Linked DNA regions of Homo sapiens: region 2 is linked to region 1. A link is a contact called in ENCODE Hi-C data. All regions are on one chromosome and are shown on one strand. Each heading gives the region's core, a stretch centred on a gene start or an enhancer-like site at or near the end of the contact. The rest is flanking DNA. Distances are from core to core; before and after follow the strand shown.

What was found. Hi-C counts contacts between places; a loop is a spot of excess contacts on that map. Pooled maps may share reads with other maps.
Region 2: a map with no recorded cell type shows a loop between it and region 1 (10-fold over the local background). The contact joins the enhancer-like site here to the promoter of NKX2-3 in region 1. A Hi-C loop is called at or near these places in 3 of 37 single-sample maps with no recorded cell type and 5 of 50 pooled maps.

Annotation. Positions count from the first base shown.
Region 1 is chr10:99,531,680-99,535,062 of GRCh38, reverse strand. NKX2-3 (NK2 homeobox 3) reads right to left here and starts at 2,121. Exons shown (of 2, transcript NM_145285.3): 1 at 1,574-2,121; 2 at 1-78. The coding sequence starts at 1,931. RefSeq lists an enhancer at 1,900-2,791.
Region 2 is chr10:100,825,800-100,829,044 of GRCh38, reverse strand. PAX2 (paired box 2) reads right to left here. Exons shown (of 10, transcript NM_000278.5): 9 at 1,950-2,036; 10 at 1-1,502. The coding sequence ends at 1,426. Among named protein-coding and RNA genes, the nearest start is that of PAX2, 82 kb to the right of the region's middle. Within about 2 kb of position 1,908, at least 3 of the 41 ENCODE cell types and tissues checked have a DNase peak (open chromatin) inside an H3K27ac peak, as active enhancers do.

The DNA of each region.
Region 1 (3,383 bases), core at 872-3,371:
GTGGCTTCGGCCTCTCGCTCTCCTCCGCCGCCTTGCAGTCTCCGGCCGTCTCTAGAGACTTCTTCAGCTGGCAGCTTTCTGCGGAAGAAGCAAACAACAGCGTCCTTAGCTGTTCCCGGCCGCACCGCGGCTCCTGTCCTGGAGCACCGTGACCCTTTTTGGTGGCTGCGCAGAGCGTGCGGTAGTAAATGGCTGGACTTTTGGGAACGTTTGTGGCTCCTGGCGCTGTGGGACCCTGAGACAGCCCCAGTACCCAAAGAACGCCCTTAGCAGGCGGAGGCGCGTTTCGTGGAGAGGGGTAGTTAGTGCGTGTTTATTTGGATCTTGAGCATCTGCGAGAGAAGAGATTACTCTGTATTAAATATGCGGCTCGACGTGCTAATGACTATTTTCAGGATGAAGGCTTGCAACTACATAATAACTACAGTATTTGCAAACTCGTTTGCATTCTACTCCACCAAGGATAACTGAAGGTGTGAGGCGTGTTGGTATGAGTGGGCCGGTGGGCATGGGTTGCGCGAAAATCTGTTCTGAGTGTAACGCTTGTGCATGGCTCAGGGACTTGTGTGTGTGTGTGGCTTATAAAAGACTACAAGCGAATGTTATGACGACATCTGTGTGCACTTTGAAAATGAAGTTTGATTGACTAGTTATAGACAGTTTCATGCCGATTTTCGGCTCTGGGAACTATGAGAGCATAGGCCTTGGCCTCTGCCACATCAAACCGCCTCTTGGGGAAAGACTGTGATTCTGTCCTCTTAAATACACTTCCTTGGGGACTTTATTTGATTATCCCATCTCCCTATCAATTCACTTCCCATCCGATGTGAGCAGCCAAGATCTCGGACTCAAGTTCGGCGCGTTTTCTATTAGGCCCGCAGCCTGGGACACAAAGCAAAACGTTACGGATTTTCAAAAAAGGCTGGCGCCTTAGGGATGTGAGAGCTATGGTCGCGCGGAATAGACATTGTTCCCACGCACTTTCCGATCATCTCCTCTCTCTCTACCGAGTGCCACGGGTTCAAGGACGCTGAGCTCCAAGCAGAGAAGGGAGGAAACCGCCCAGCTGGCCTCCACCAAAGTTCCTGCCCCTGCGGGTGCGAGAGACACAGGCTGCTTGGGCTGTCTTTTCGGAGAAGAAGGGGTGGCTGCCCTGGGCTAAGAGAACTCATCTCACCCTAGAGGGAAAACGAAAAAGGTCCAGGCTCCTGCCCTTTTTGGGGGAAGAGCCTTTTGGGGCGGGGGGAAGAGCAAAAATACTGCCAGTTATGAGGACCCAGGCGCTGAGCCCACGTCGCCTCTCAGCATCAGGGCAGCAGTAACCACCTTCCCTTCCCTCATTTCCCCCTTTTGGGGGGAGTAGTTGTCAGGGTCACCTCGTCCTTGTCTCTCCACCCCGGCTCCCTTGCAGGTACCTGCGCTTTGTGGAGCTGTCGGTGACCAGGGCGGAGGCATGGCCCCAGCCAAAGGGTAAAGGGATGGGCAGCTGCGCTGGCAAGGTCTGTGGGCTGTTTGTGTGCGCTCTGCCATTGCTCCAGGTGTGCGGGTGCGTTTTCTTTCCCCCTCTACTCACTTTGGCTCCGGTCCCTCACGACCTCGGGCTCCTCTTCATGTTCCTTGGGCTCGCTGCACGAGTCTCGCAGGACCGTGTGGACATAGCCCTGGGGACACAGCCCTGAATCCCCGTGGCCGTCTGCTGCGGCTAGTGAGTTCAAATAGGACAATTTCTCGCCCTCGTCTTCCTCGTCCTCCTCCCCTCCGTCAGAAAATTGCGTCCCCTCAGCGGCGGCCAGCATGCAGGGCGCAGAGTGGAAGTGGTGCTCCAAGTCCGCCTGCAAGTGCGCACCATGGAAGTGCTGGTGCTGCTGCTCCAGATTCAAAATGTCTTTGACTGAGAAAGGGGTGGAGGTGACCGGGCTTGGTAACATCATCAGGGCCACTTAATTGTCCAGTCCAAATAATAAATCCCGGCGGGGGCGGGGAGGCAGCGCGGCGGCTCCAGCTCTCCTCCTGGACTCCGCCGCTGCTGCCGAGTCGGGCTTTTGACAGACGCGGTCCCACTCCAGTCTAAATCGCCTCCATTGGCCGGGACCTGGGGGTCTGGGTTTTGTTACAGCCACTGCAGGGACTGGGGCCCGGGCTCCTAAGCCTCTGTCCGGGAGATTTGCGTCACGTTGGGGGGGCGGGGCTGGCGCCCCAACCTCCCTCCCTATAGGTTCTGGCTCATGTGGGCCACGCCCCCTGCTCTCTGCGAGTGGGATGTTGCGGCTCTACCAGAAATAGACAAGGACTAGTATAGAGTCCTGAAGTCCGAGACGCTGCGGGCGAGGCTGCACAGATCCGGTTCCTGAACCATTGATTCCCGCGTGGCTGCACCTTCCCGACCTAGGCCAGTTCTGGGAGGCTTGCTGTCCACGAACCAACGCCAGGGAAGGATGCCCCAGGAGTGTGTTTTTTTCAGCTGCTGCGCGGGGCAGGAAAACTTCCTGGCGGGTAAATACTGGGCGCTGGATCCACGAGGAGATGCAGTGTTTTATCTATCTATGGGTGGGCGACATGTCCTTTTTCAACTTGTTGCCTTTGCTCAAGCTTTCTCTCCACTTGGAACATGTTTCTGACACTTAGCCTCCACGAGTGGAAACTGTTCTCCAAGGAAGAGCTCCTAGATCGTCTAGCCGGAAGTCCCCTCTTTCAGGCTCTGAACCTGCAGCTTGTGTTAGCAAAGGACATGCATGTCACTTATCACTTCCCACTTAATTCTATAGCTGTATGTGCCTGCCTGGTCGCCCCAGTTAGACTGTAAGCTCCATGAGGGCAGTGTCCCGGGGTTGCTTTTGCCCTTGTATCCCTGGCAGCAGCCGCACAGAGCAGTATGTGAAAGGAAGATAGAGTTATGACTAAACTTTGGTATTCGACAGCTCTTGCTTGGCCTAGTCAGTGTGTGATCTTCGGCGTTTCTAAGTCTGTTTTCTCGTCTATAAAACGAAGGCAGTAATACCTTTTTTGGTTGTTGCTAGGGTTGAATGAGGCAAAACATGCCAGAATCTTAGTGCACGGCCTCACGCGTGTTAAGCGCTCAGTACGTGTCAACGACTGCTTTTCTGTATGGGAGGTCAAGCAGTGTTTGTTGACTGCATTGGTGGTGCGTGGCTGGAGTGTGGCACATACTGAGAGCAGGATCTGTCCTCACAAGGGAGGTGACCCAGCCTTGGCAGCCTTCTTTTCCACCTATTGAAATCAGGAGCCTGAATGTAGGCCTTGCCTCTCCGACAGGCTTTTAAAATTTCTCTACCTACACGCCTTCTGGCACCTTCATGAGGCCCTGGTTGTTTTCTGGGGGAGTCTATACAGTCCCCCACAGATTCTGGAAACTCTGAGCTGGA
Region 2 (3,245 bases), core at 659-3,158, 1.3 Mb before region 1:
CGTGTAGCTGTGTCCCCCCCTTCCCCCCCAGCGAGCGGCGACTCTCACAGCACAGACAGCGGGGCGTATCTACAGGCAGGGCCGGCGGGCGACAGGGACTCTACGGGGCCGGGCGGGGCGGGGCGGAGGGGGAGGGGTTATGTACACCGGGTTTCGCCTTCACACGACACACACCGTCTTTCCACAAAGCAGCAGCCTGGTGGGCTTTTGTGTTGTTTTGTTCCTTTTTGCAAAGACCATCATATTAAATAAATGTAGACTTTTTGTGGTTCTGTTCAGTTCCTGCCGGAGGAGGAGGCTGGGAGGGGATGGGAGGAGTGGAGTGGGCAGCCCCCCACTTCCACCCCGCAGCAGCTCAGACGCCAGCTCAGAACCGGTTCTTACCACCGGCAGATTGAGAGTCTGTGTCGGGGGAGGGGGCATCAAGTAACTGCTGGAGGAAGACCCCAGTCCGCAGTCTATGGAAACTGGTCCTGCGGCGGTCCCGGGAGAGCGTCCGATGGGGCTGCGAGTCAGGGAGGAGGATGCAGGGCGTCAAGGGACAGGCGAAGGACTGGCAGGAGGGGAAACTGGGAGGCCAGCAGGTGGAAGAGACGCTGAGGTAGGGGCAAGGCAGGGCTGAGAGCCGGGTCTCGCAGCAGGAGGTGCCGGGCCCTGGGGAACTAGGCAGGCCAGGAGGAGCAGTGAAGAGCCGAGAGTCCGGCTCGATCGGTGCGGGCTGCTGGGCCCCCCGATCCTTGGGTCCCAACCTTGGAAAGACCTGACGCCCCCAAAGCCCGTTCCTAGAGCCGGACCCCCACACCCCCATTCCATCTTCTGGGACAGGGCACACCCGGAAGGCGAGGGCAGTCCGGCTGGCACTGGGGGAAAAGAATTTTTCCCAGGGATTCGGCAGCGGGCTCTTCCTCCTGCAGAAAGTCGTTTTCTTCTTAATCTCCTTGGCCCAGCCCCTCCAGCGAAGCCTCCTGGCGCCCGAGCGTCCGAGGCGGGTGCCCGGGGCTGGGCCGCGCTGCGGTCCGCGCTGATTGTGTGTCACAGAAACATCCGGCGCGCGCCAGCAGGTCGCGCCCGAGTCCGGCAGGGTGGCTGGCGGGCTTCGGGGCTGGCTTGGTGGAGGCCGGGACGAGCTGGGCCGAATCCCCCTCACGGCGCCGCGCAGTCCAGGCAGGCGGGGAGGGGCGGCAGGCGGGGCTGGGGGCGGCGGGCCCGGGCCTGAGGGTCCCGCCCACGGCTCCACCCGTCCTGTCCGACCTTCGAGGGGGGTGATGTGAAGGGTTGCGGGGGTCGTGGGATGGGGTGAGGCTGGGGCGGTGGCCGGGAGGCATCGCGTCGCGTCGGTCCTCCCTCCCTCCGGGGTGGGGTCAGACGGGGACGATGTGGAGGCCGAAGCTGTCGGCCTGAAGCTTGATGTGGTCCCCGCGGTAACTAGTGGCGGTCATAGGCAGCGGCAGCAGCGGCAGGGGCGGAGCCCCGGGGGGCGGCACTATAATAATAAGGGGAACCTGGAAGTTAACACAGGAGAAGAATGGGCTGGGTGAGAGGACAAACAGGAGAACAAAAAAGGAAAGAAAAGCACAGAAAAGACCTCCCCTGGCTGGGGTCCAGCGGGATCCGGACTGGGAGACCTTGGCTGGGCAGTGGAGCCAGTTGCCCCGGAGAATAGTTGCGTTCACGGGGCATGAGAGGGACCCGATCTGGTGACGCCCGGCTGCGCACCCTCCAGGGGATCCGAGGGCGAGGGCGGCGCAGAGCCTTCGAGCGACCAGGGAGGGCACGGGAGGGCAGGAGGTGCGGGCGTCCTCGAGGGGTCCCCGGGCCTCAGTGCTGCACTAACAAGCCTGTCCCCCTGGCCCGGCCGGGTCCCCAGAGGTCGGGTCGCCGGGAGTGGGACCGTGCCCAGAAGCCGCGCGGCCGCGCTGAGCCGCCGGCCAGCCAGGTGGCGTACTCACTTAGTAAGGCGGGGTTGCTGAATCTCCAAGCCTCGTTGTAGGCCGTGTACTGGGGGTGGCTGTACGGGTTGCCGGAGAACTCGCTCCCTGCGGGAGGGTCGGGGAGTGGGGATCAGACGCCTGCAAGCCAGGGCGGACCCCACGAGTCCGGCCGGTGGCTTCTCCGCCCGCTCCTCCCGCCGGGTCTCAGGCGCAGGTGTCGCGGGCAGGGTAATGGCCGTGGCGGGCGGGCCGGGCGGAGGTGGGGCGATCACCGCGTCCGCGTGGAGAGAGCCCGGGGAGGCGGGAGGCACCGACGCGCTCGCACACCCACGGGCGGGACCTGTGGGCCGGTGCCCGCCCAGGGCTTCCCAGCGGAGGCGCTCGCGGCCACCCACGAAGGGTTTGTATTGGGGCGCGTCCACCCTGTCGCGCTGGGGGCCAGGGCCTTTATAGATGCCACTCCGGTTCTAGGAGGCATGGCCCCTAATGGGTGGAAATGGGAGTGGGGGGCGGTGGCGAAGAAAGGCCTTCGGGACATTTTTCTCCCAGAAAGTCCTAAGAATGGCATCAATGTGCAGTGCCAACACAAGAGGTGGGAGCTCTTTTGGGAGACACCGCCCTCCCGCCTTTCCCTCAAGAGGTTGGATGCGTGGGCTACGCGGCAGGGGATGGAGGCGGCGCAGGTGGACTGCCCGCTGGTCCGCTAGCGGTGAGCGGAGGGCCCGTGGGTTGGGAGCCGTCGTCGGAAGCTACCTCCCTCCCTCTGCGGGAGAAAGGCCAGGCCTCCAGGTTTCCCCCTCGCCCTTTCTCCTGTGTGATGACCCCAGACTGTTTACAGTGATCCCTAACCGCGGGTTAAGTAGAGGAGAAGGGGCCCCTCTCTGAGAGGGAGCTGGGGTGGGGGTGGGGGATGCAGCCACTGGAAAGCCTGTTTATTGACGAGGAGGGAAAGCATGCGTGCAGCAGGATAATGAGCTTCTGAGCTCAACTGTGACCAAGAGGAACTGAGCTATCTCCTTCCCCATCGCTAATGAAACAAGTGTAATTTCCTCATCAGCACTAGATTCTGTTTAACGACTCCCCCCTCGACACCACGAGCTCTCTGCGGCTCCCCTCTTCCCCACCTCCCTGCAGACTCCCTGCCCCCACCTCCCCACTCTTCCCTCACCCCACCTCTTTAAAACCTCCTCCAGCCCCCACCTGCTCACTGCTGGGAGTTTCTCCCTAAAATCTCCTTGCCTCCCAACAAGGCTTCTACTTTCCTTCCCCTAAATCTGGGCAGGAATCCCTTTACCCACACCTCTAACTCCCTTC